Linked DNA regions of Homo sapiens: region 2 is linked to region 1. A link is an interaction called in ENCODE POLR2A ChIA-PET data of the cell type or tissue named here. Cell type or tissue: OCI-LY7. All regions are shown on one strand. Links, peaks and the distances in the headings refer to the core of each region. The heading gives the core; the rest is flanking DNA. Region 1 overlaps GPCPD1 (glycerophosphocholine phosphodiesterase 1). Region 2 has its middle 54 kb from the start of TMEM230.

Region 1 (4,391 bases), core at 305-4,304:
AACAACTGGTCCTCTTAAAATTGTTAAGTGTCTTATCCTGTTCACATCTTTTTGACCAAGTTGGCTGAAACTGACTTAGGACAGGCAGGGGTGTGTTTTAGAGACAAGTTCAGAAAGATATGAGGTTTCACTTCAGACCAGAGTGGCTGATCTGAAAATCGAAGAAAAAATAGCCACTTGAAGGAAATACTAGTCTGTGAAAGACTAGTAAAGAATATATACTATTAAAGTAATACTATTTACCAACAGAACTCTTATAAGGAGAGCTGAGAATTGGCTGAGAAAATATGTCATACTAGTGACAAACTAGAAAAAAGGGAGTTCTGTGTTTTTTAATTTTCTTTCTCCTAGCTTACATTACTGTTATTTTTTTACTTTCCTTTGTTATTTTCCGTTGCTTTACCACCAGTGCTCCTCAAACTATTTGCTGTGAATGACCAGCATTTTTTGTTTGCTTTACTCAACCTGTCTGGTGACCAATATTCTGATCTACATACCCAGTTCAATGAGATGTGTCCACAGTGACATGCATGGAGTCAAACTGCTATACACATTTCTAAATGCTTGCTCTCAGTTTTTGTATTTCTCACATCATGGATTGATTTTTTTAAAAGTCTTTTGGACTGGTACTGGTGCACAGGCCACATTTTAAGACATGCTGCTCTACAGGAAAATAGAGCCTTAGCAATCACCTAATCGGGCACTGGATATACTTGTATGCTATTTAGGAAAACCTATAACACTTCCAACTATCCACAGTGGGGTAAGTGCCACCTCTGCTGACATCCACTCATCTATGCTAACCCCTTTTTATCATGCAGATGAGGTAACTGAGGCCTACAGACATCAGCCGCCCAAGTTCACACTTAACTGCAGAAGAGTGGCTGACACCCAGATTTACCTTTCTCCATCCACTGTGCCCATACTAAGTTTACTGATGGATTCAATGCCACTAGTGAATACATTTCTTCATATTAGCTAAGCTATCTAAGTATGTGTTCCACTCTCTGCTCCTTTTAACACCACATACTTCAAGGAAATACTTTTATAGGCAAATACAAAAATTAGATCTCTTATCAAGAATATGTACTTACCATTAAAAAAAGAAATCAGAAAAAATTAAAAAGAAGAAAATAATATATAGTGACCAGACAAATGTTAATGCCTTAAAATGTTTCTTCAAATAAGAAAGCAAGGTGGGAGGATCTCAAGTCCAGGAATTTGAGATCAGCCTGGGCAACATAACCAGACACCACCTTTGTGCCAAAAAAAACCCCAAAAAACAAACAAACAAAAAAGTAATGCCATCTCCACACCAAAAACAAAAAACAAAAAAACAACCACAATTAACAAGGCATGGTCATGGGTGCCTATAGTCACAGCTACTCAGGAGGCTGAGGCGCAAGGATCGCTTCAGCCCAGGAGTTCAAGGCTGCATTGAGCTAGGATCACACCACTGTACTCCAGCCTGGGTAACAGAGTGAGACCCTGTCTAACTAATTATGGTGGTAAGTACCTAAAGAACCAGTCAAGAATTAAAAGTATATTCAATTATCCTGAGTTGTAAAAATAAAAAATACATCTAAAAAAAAAAAAAGAAATGAAAGTGGTTGAGAGGCAGGGATTAACAGTAAGAGAGGAACCTGTTTTTCCCACACAAATTTTGTAAAATTATTTCACTCATAAAACTATGCAACGTGATAATGTTGATAAAAATTATAACTAAAAGAAAAAATACCAAGATATCTTAAAAGCCCCTAACATCATAAGGTTAATGTCACAGTTATTCTGTAACCTCACATTTCCATACTCACCTTTCACCTGTGTCATTCTCTGGAAGAAGAGCCACAGCATTTTGAGGATTCCAGTTTCCCAAAGCATCACAGCTTCCACATATCGCAAAAACTTCTCCTAAAGAAACAGAACAATCAGTCACAGAGAAACAGAACAATCAGTCACAGTGGGATAAGCAGGGAAGTTTGCATTAGTTCAACCAGATATGCTGCCCCCTTTAGCAGAGATGAAAGAGCCTCACTAGATATAGGTTTGGGCCCAGGTACCTACCACTCACTAACACCTGCCAATTAACTCGACTCACCTTTCTAGAACCAAAGCCAGAGAAAAGGGGGAAGGCATACGGATGAAGTTTTCTTCATCTGTTCAACTACTCATTGAGCCAGTAACAAGAACCCAAGAGTACAAAAGGGATAAAACCACAGTCTCTGCTTTCAAGACAGCTTCCAATTTTAACAGACAAACACTAAATGCCTATCAGTACTCTAAAGGGTTATTAATCAATATTTTCTAGAAAGTCAAACAGTAGCTACTAATAAGTTTCACATCAAGAACATTATTAAGGCCAGGCGTGGTGGCTCACACCTGTAATCCCAGCACTCTGGGAAGCTGAGGTGGGCGTGTGGGGGCAGATGCCTGTAATCCCAGCTACTCAGGAGGCTGAGGCAGGAGAATTCACTTGAACCCAGGAGGCAGAGGTTGCAGTGAGCCGAAATCACACCACTATACTCCAGCCTGGGCAACAGGGCAAGACTCCATCTCAAAAACAACAGAAACAAAACTGTCAATGAGAGAGCAGAAATGTAATTAAAAACCCATCAAAACAAAGACTTATATAGTTGGAAAATCTAGTACTTCTTGGTTTTTGGAGATGGAGTTTTTCTCTGTTGCCTGGGCTGGAGTGCAGTGTCATGATCTGGGCTCACTGCAACCTCCACCTCCCAGGTTCAAGCAATTCTCCTGCCTCAGCCTCCCTAGTAGCTGGGATTACAAGTGCGCACCATCACAACCGGCTAATTTTTGTATTTTTAATAAAGATGGGGTAACCATATTGGCTAGGTTGGTCTTGAACTCCTGACCTCAGGTGATCTGCCCGCCTTGGCCTCCCAAAGTGCTGGGTTTACAGGCATGAGCCGCCGCGCCCAGCCAAAATCTAGTACTTCTTAACTAAGGTAATGTATCATTTCTTTTGAACACTTATCAATAGACTTTAAAAGCCAACATAAAGCTACCACCTCTTCTTGCTAAATTTTATATATTTAGCAGAACACACTTGGATAAAAGTACGTAGAAGTCTCTGACTTAAATATCAACACATTCTGAATACAATTAAAATTCATAAAGAAAAAGATAATGAACTGAGTCCAACTGCCAATTTGGCTCAAGACAGACTCCTCCACATTCTGAGAACAGCTGGGATTCCAAGCTTGAGGCACTGCTCTAGTAAGACTAGAATTGTACTCAGCTTTAGCCACCTGCATGAGCATTTTATTAGCTTGGACTATCTAAAAATTAACTAAAATTCCAAGTGTGACAGTCATTCAGATTTCAGGGCTCTAAATACATGTGGGCCGGGCGCAGTGGCCCATGCCTGTAATCCCAGCACTTTGGGAGGCCAAGGCAGGGAGATCACTTGAGGCCAGGAGTTTGAGAACAGCTTGGCCAACTAGCAAAACCCTGTCTCTACTAAAAATACAAAAAGGCCAGGTGAGATTGGCTCATGCCTGTAATCCCAGCACTCTGGGGGACTGAAGTGGGTGGATCACTTGAGGTCAGGAGTTCAAGACCAGCCTGGACAACATGGTGAAACCTCATCTCTACTGAAAATAAAAAATTAGCTGGGTGCAAGCCGGGTGCGGTGGCTCATGCCTATAATCCCAGCACTTTGGGAGGCCAAGGCAGGCAGATCACTAGGTCAGGAGTTCAAGACCAGCCTGGCCAACATAGTGAAACCCCATCTCTACTAAAAATACAAAAATTAGCTGGGTGTGGTAGCAGGCACCTGTAATCCCAGTTACTCAGGAGGCTGAGGCAGGAGAATCAATTGAACCCAGGAGGCTGAGGCTGCAGTGAGCCAAGATCACACCAGTGCACTCCAGCCTGGGCGACAGAGCGAGACTCTTAAAAAAAAAAAAATTAGCCGGGTATGGTGGCAAGCACCTGTAATCGCAACTACTCAGGAGGATGAAGCAGGAGAATCGCTTGAACCTGGCAGGTGGAGGGTGCAGTGAGCCAAGATCATGCCACTGCACTTCAGCTTGGGTGACAGGGCAAGACTCTGTCTCGAAAAAAATTTTTTTTAAATAAAATAGATAAAAACACAAAGTTAGCTGGGCATGGCAGCACACACCTGTAATTCCAGCTACTCGGGAGGCTGAGGAATGAGAATCACTTAAACCTGGGGGGAGGTAGAGGTTGCAGTGAGCCAAGATTGCATCACTGCGCTCCAGCCTGGGCAATATAGTGAGACCCTGTCTGTACAAAAAAAAATTTTAAGTAAGAATAATTTTAAAATTAGCCAGGCACTGTGTTGTGCACCTATAGTCCCAGTTCCTCATGAGGTTGAGTCAGGAGGATCACCAGAGTCCAGGAGTTTG
Region 2 (4,391 bases), core at 70-4,069, 540 kb before region 1:
TATTTTTGGCCAACAGGGGTCGCCTTGTCTGGGAGGTTACTCACCCCCAGCAGCCTGCAAACAGTGCTGTGTGACTCTGTTGTATAAAGGCTGGTCCTCTTGCCCCAGGGTGAGACCAACACTGTGGTGCTATTCATACTTCTGAGCTCTCTGTGGGATCATGCTAAGGCTAGATTCTAGATGAAAACCACATCTTTGCTCAGCTTCTTCCTCTGTCACATGTGGCTTCCCTCACTTCCTTCTCATGGGAGCACTCCCCGAAGACATCACGTGCAGCTGAATCCCCGCCTCAGGCTCTGCTTCTAGGGAGCCTGACTTACAACATTGTTATCTTTTTTTTTGACACAGGGTCTTGCTATGTCACCCAGGCTAGACTGCAGTGGCATTATCAATGAAAAAAATGGAGGAAATGTTTATCAAATTGTAAATGACTCTAAGCTTGAAGGAACAATCAGTATGTGAGATAATAATGGCTAGGCACGGTGGCTCACACCTGTAATCCTAGCACTTTGAGAGGCCAAGGCAGGAGGATTGTTTAAGACCAGCCTGGGCAACATAGTGAGACACTGTCTCTAAAAAAAAAAAAGAGAGAGAGATGATAACACCAAGTAGGGTTTAGGGCAATCTCTGTGATCCAGAATGATGGACTGAACAAGTAAAATCAAATTTAACAGGGATATGTGAAAAAGCCTATATTCAGATTCACTTAATTATTTTATTTTATTTTATTTTTTTGAAATGGAGTCTTGCTCTTATTGCCCAGGCTGGAGTGCAATGGCGCAATCTTGGCTCACTGCAACCTCTGCCTCCCAGGTTCAAGCAGTTCTCCTGCCTCAGCCTCCCGAGTAGCTGGGATTACAGGTGTGCATCACCATGCCCAGCTAATTTTTTGTATTTTTAGTAGAGACAGGGTTTCACCAGGCTGGCCAGCCTAGTCTTGAACTCCTGAGTGATCTGCCCGCCTCAGCCTCCCAAAGTGCTGGGATTACAGGCATGAGCCACCGCACCCGGCCTTTTATTTAAATCTTTTAAGTCAACCTGCCTGACTCTTCTATTAGAAAGCATGCATGGCCCATCCCTTGAGAAATGCCCCCACTTTCCCCCTCCCCCCTCCTTTTTATTTTTTGAGACAGAGTCTCACTTTGTCACCCAGGCTGGAGCACAGTGGCCTGATCTCGGCTCACTGCAACCTCCGCCTCCTGGGTTTAAGCAATTCTCCTGCCTCAGCCTCCTGAGTAGCTGGGACTACAGGCACCTACCACCACATTCAACTAATTTTTGTATTTTTAGTAGACAGGGTTTCGCTCTGTTGGCCAGGCTGGTCTCGAACTCCTGATCTCAAGTGATCTGTCCCCCTTGGCCTCCCAAAGTGCTGGGATTATAGGTATGAGCCACTGTGCCTGGCGTCCCCTGTTATTTCTGATCCCTCCTTTGGATAGGTACACCCTCCTCCAGGTCCTACATCCTCTCTCCAGGGCTGGACTAGGAGGGTCTTCAGGAAGATGAGGAAGGAGACGCAGAGGACCTAGGAAAGAAAAATCCCTTCATGACTGAGTAGGCCCCACCAGCCTACTTTGTCCCTCTCCTATTTACTGCCCTCTTTCTCCTCACAGGGAGCCGGACCATTCCTCACCCAAGAGTCTACCTGTGGGGAGGTATGCAAGACAGTCCTCTTCTGCAGAGAACTGCCAGTTTGGGTTTTCCTTTAAACTTTAAAGGAATTTGACTTTCACCCTTCCGGCACCTACAGACCCACCATGGTCACTCATGGTCAACTATCTTTTCTTAGAGAGAACATGTTTAAAACTAGGTATGTGGGTATATTCATCAAAGGGAAAATTAGCTGGGCATGGTGTCGCACACCTGTAGTCCCAGCTACTCAGGAGGCTGAGGCTGAGGTGGGATGACAAGGTTGAGCCCAGGAGTTTGAGACCAGCCTGGGCAACATAGTGAGACCCAGTCTTTATGAAAATGAAATAAAATAAATTAGCTGGGCATGATGGTACATGCCTGTAGTGGTAGCTACTCTGGAAGCTGAGGCGGAAAGGATTGCTTGAGCCCAGGAGTTCTGGGTGACAGAGCAGGACCTTATCTTTAAAAATAATAGTAATAAGAATACAATTTACAAGAAGGAGAAAATAAACCTGGAGCTCAAGCCCTCATGAAACAGTGTACTTGAAAAAACAAAGGCTCTATTTTAGTAAGTATAGGTTAGGTAATGCTACAAAAACAAACAAATCCAAAATCTAAGTGGCTCAAAACTACATGTTTTATTTTTGTTTTCTTTCTTTTATTTTCTATTTATTTTTTTTTGAGACAGGTTTTGTTCTGTTGCCCAGACTGGAGTGCAGTGGTGTGATCATGGCTCACTACAGCTTCCACCTCCCAGCCTCTGTCATTCAGATACCCCAACCCCAGTTCTCCTTTATGGAAGTAATCAGGCTTACCAATTTCCTGTGTCTCCTTCCAAAAAAAATTCTCAACAACAAATACACATTTATATACATGAGTCTGTTGTATATAGCACATGTTGTATATAGTACCTAGAAAAATGCAAAAAAAACTTGTATGTAAGGTTTAAAAAATAACTCATTAATACCCAGTTGAAGGAATAGAAGTGAGAAGATCCCTCCCCAAAGCCCCTGTCTGTGCCTCCCTGAACATAGCCAGCTTATTCCTAAACATGCTCATGATTCTGACTTTAGTGATAGCCATATCCTTGCCTTTATTTTATCCTTGCCTTTATTTTATTTTTGTTTTTGAGAGAGTGTCTCAGTGTTGCCCAGGCTGGAGTGCAGTGGCTTGATCATGGCTCACTGCAGCCTCAACCCCCACTCAGGGATCCTCCCACTCAGCCTCCAGAGTAGCTGGGACCATAGCACCACTTCCAGCTAATTTTTTTTTTTTTTTTTTTTTTTTTTTTTTGAGACAGAGTCTCGCTCTGTCGCCCAGGCTGGATGGAGTACAGTGGTGCAACCTCGGCTCGCTGCAACCTCCGCCTCCTAGTTTCAAGCAGTTCTCCTGCGTCAGCCTCCTGAGTAGCCAGGCAACCACTACCATGCCTGGCTAATTTTTGTATTTTTAGTAAAGATGGGGTTTCACCATGTTGGCCAGACTGGTCTCAAACTCCTGACCTGAGGTAATCCACCCGCCTTGGCCTCCCAAAGTGCTGGGATTACAGGCATGAGCTACTGCTCCCAGCCAGCTAATGTTTTTAATCTTCTGTAGTGATGACTTCTTGCTATATTGTTCAGGCTAGTCTTGAACTTCTGGCCTCAAACAATCCTCCCGCCTTGGCCTCCCACAATGCTGGGATTACAGGCATGAAACACTGCACCCAGCCCTGTTACCTTACCTTTTAAAAAAGAATAGTTTTAGCACCTGTGTACACATCCCCAAATAATATAGGTTCTTCTATTTTTGAAATGTATGGACTGGAATCATATGTTATACAGTGTATTGTCTTTTTTTTTTTTTTTTTTTTTTGAGATGGAGTCTTGCTCTGTCACCCAGGCTGGAGTGCAGTGGCACAATTTCAGCTCACTGCAACCTCCACCTCCCAGGTTCAAGCAATTCTTCTGCCTCAGCCTCCTGAGTAGCTGGGATTACGGGAATAGACCACGACGCCCAGCTAGTTTTTGTATTTTCAGTAGAGGCAGGATTTCACCCGGTTAGCCAGGCTGGTCTCAAACTCCTGAGCTCAAGTGATCTGCCTGCCTCAACCTCCCAAAGTGCTGGGATCACAGGTGTGAGCCACTGTGCCTGGCCCACTGTATTGTCTTTTGTGTCTTGTCTTTCTCAGTTAACATTTTGTTTCTCAGATTCATCCACATATAGTTAGAGTTTTGTCATTTCCATTATTGTGTAGTATTTCATTATGAATATACCGTAATTTATCAATTTTCCTTTTGGGGGACATTTGAGTTTTCAACTTGGGGCTATTACATGCAGTACTTCTATCCATGGGTCTTGGTGCACATGTGCATGAGAAGGATTCCTGGGTTATAGAGTGTGTCTTCAGTTTTACTGATAATACCAGATAGTTTTCCAAAGCCATATTAGTTTATGTTCTCACTAGTAGTATAAAAATGTTCGCATTCTCTCTACCTTTGTCAAATCTTGGCATTGTCAGAGTATATGATTATTGATTATTGTAAACACATGGGAGTGTAGTATACAGTTTATTCTCCAAACTTGCCTTTTAAAAAACACAATACAGCCTGGAATTTATGCTATCAAAAATATGAAGACATTCATTTGTATGCTTGTATAACATATTATGATATCAATACCTTACTTTTTCCCTCCTCTTTCTTGAATAATGCATCATTTTCAACATAGACTTGTAGGGCAAAGATGGCACATTATTCACAGCTCATTTCTCTGCCTGT

What was found. Peaks named below come from ENCODE experiments on the same cell type or tissue, not always from the same donor. Only the 100,000 strongest peaks of a DNase experiment are listed, where the experiment ranks them.
Region 2: POLR2A ChIA-PET joins it to region 1 with 5 read pairs; 1 of 35 experiments calls an interaction of 5 or more read pairs at or near these places.

Annotation. Positions count from the first base shown.
Region 1 is chr20:5,596,911-5,601,301 of GRCh38, forward strand. It overlaps GPCPD1 (glycerophosphocholine phosphodiesterase 1), which reads right to left. Exons shown (of 20, transcript NM_019593.5): 3 at 1,815-1,911. Among named protein-coding and RNA genes, the nearest start is that of GPCPD1, 12 kb to the right of the region's middle. In OCI-LY7, for the core only: a CTCF peak has its summit at 1,997; no DNase peak of the experiment used is centred there; H3K4me3 peaks cover 672 bases; H3K27ac peaks cover 3,707 bases.
Region 2 is chr20:5,056,869-5,061,259 of GRCh38, forward strand. It overlaps a transcript of TMEM230 not described here. Among named protein-coding and RNA genes, the nearest start is that of TMEM230, 54 kb to the right of the region's middle. RefSeq lists enhancers at 58-107, 3,925-4,391. In OCI-LY7, for the core only: a CTCF peak has its summit at 213; no DNase peak of the experiment used is centred there.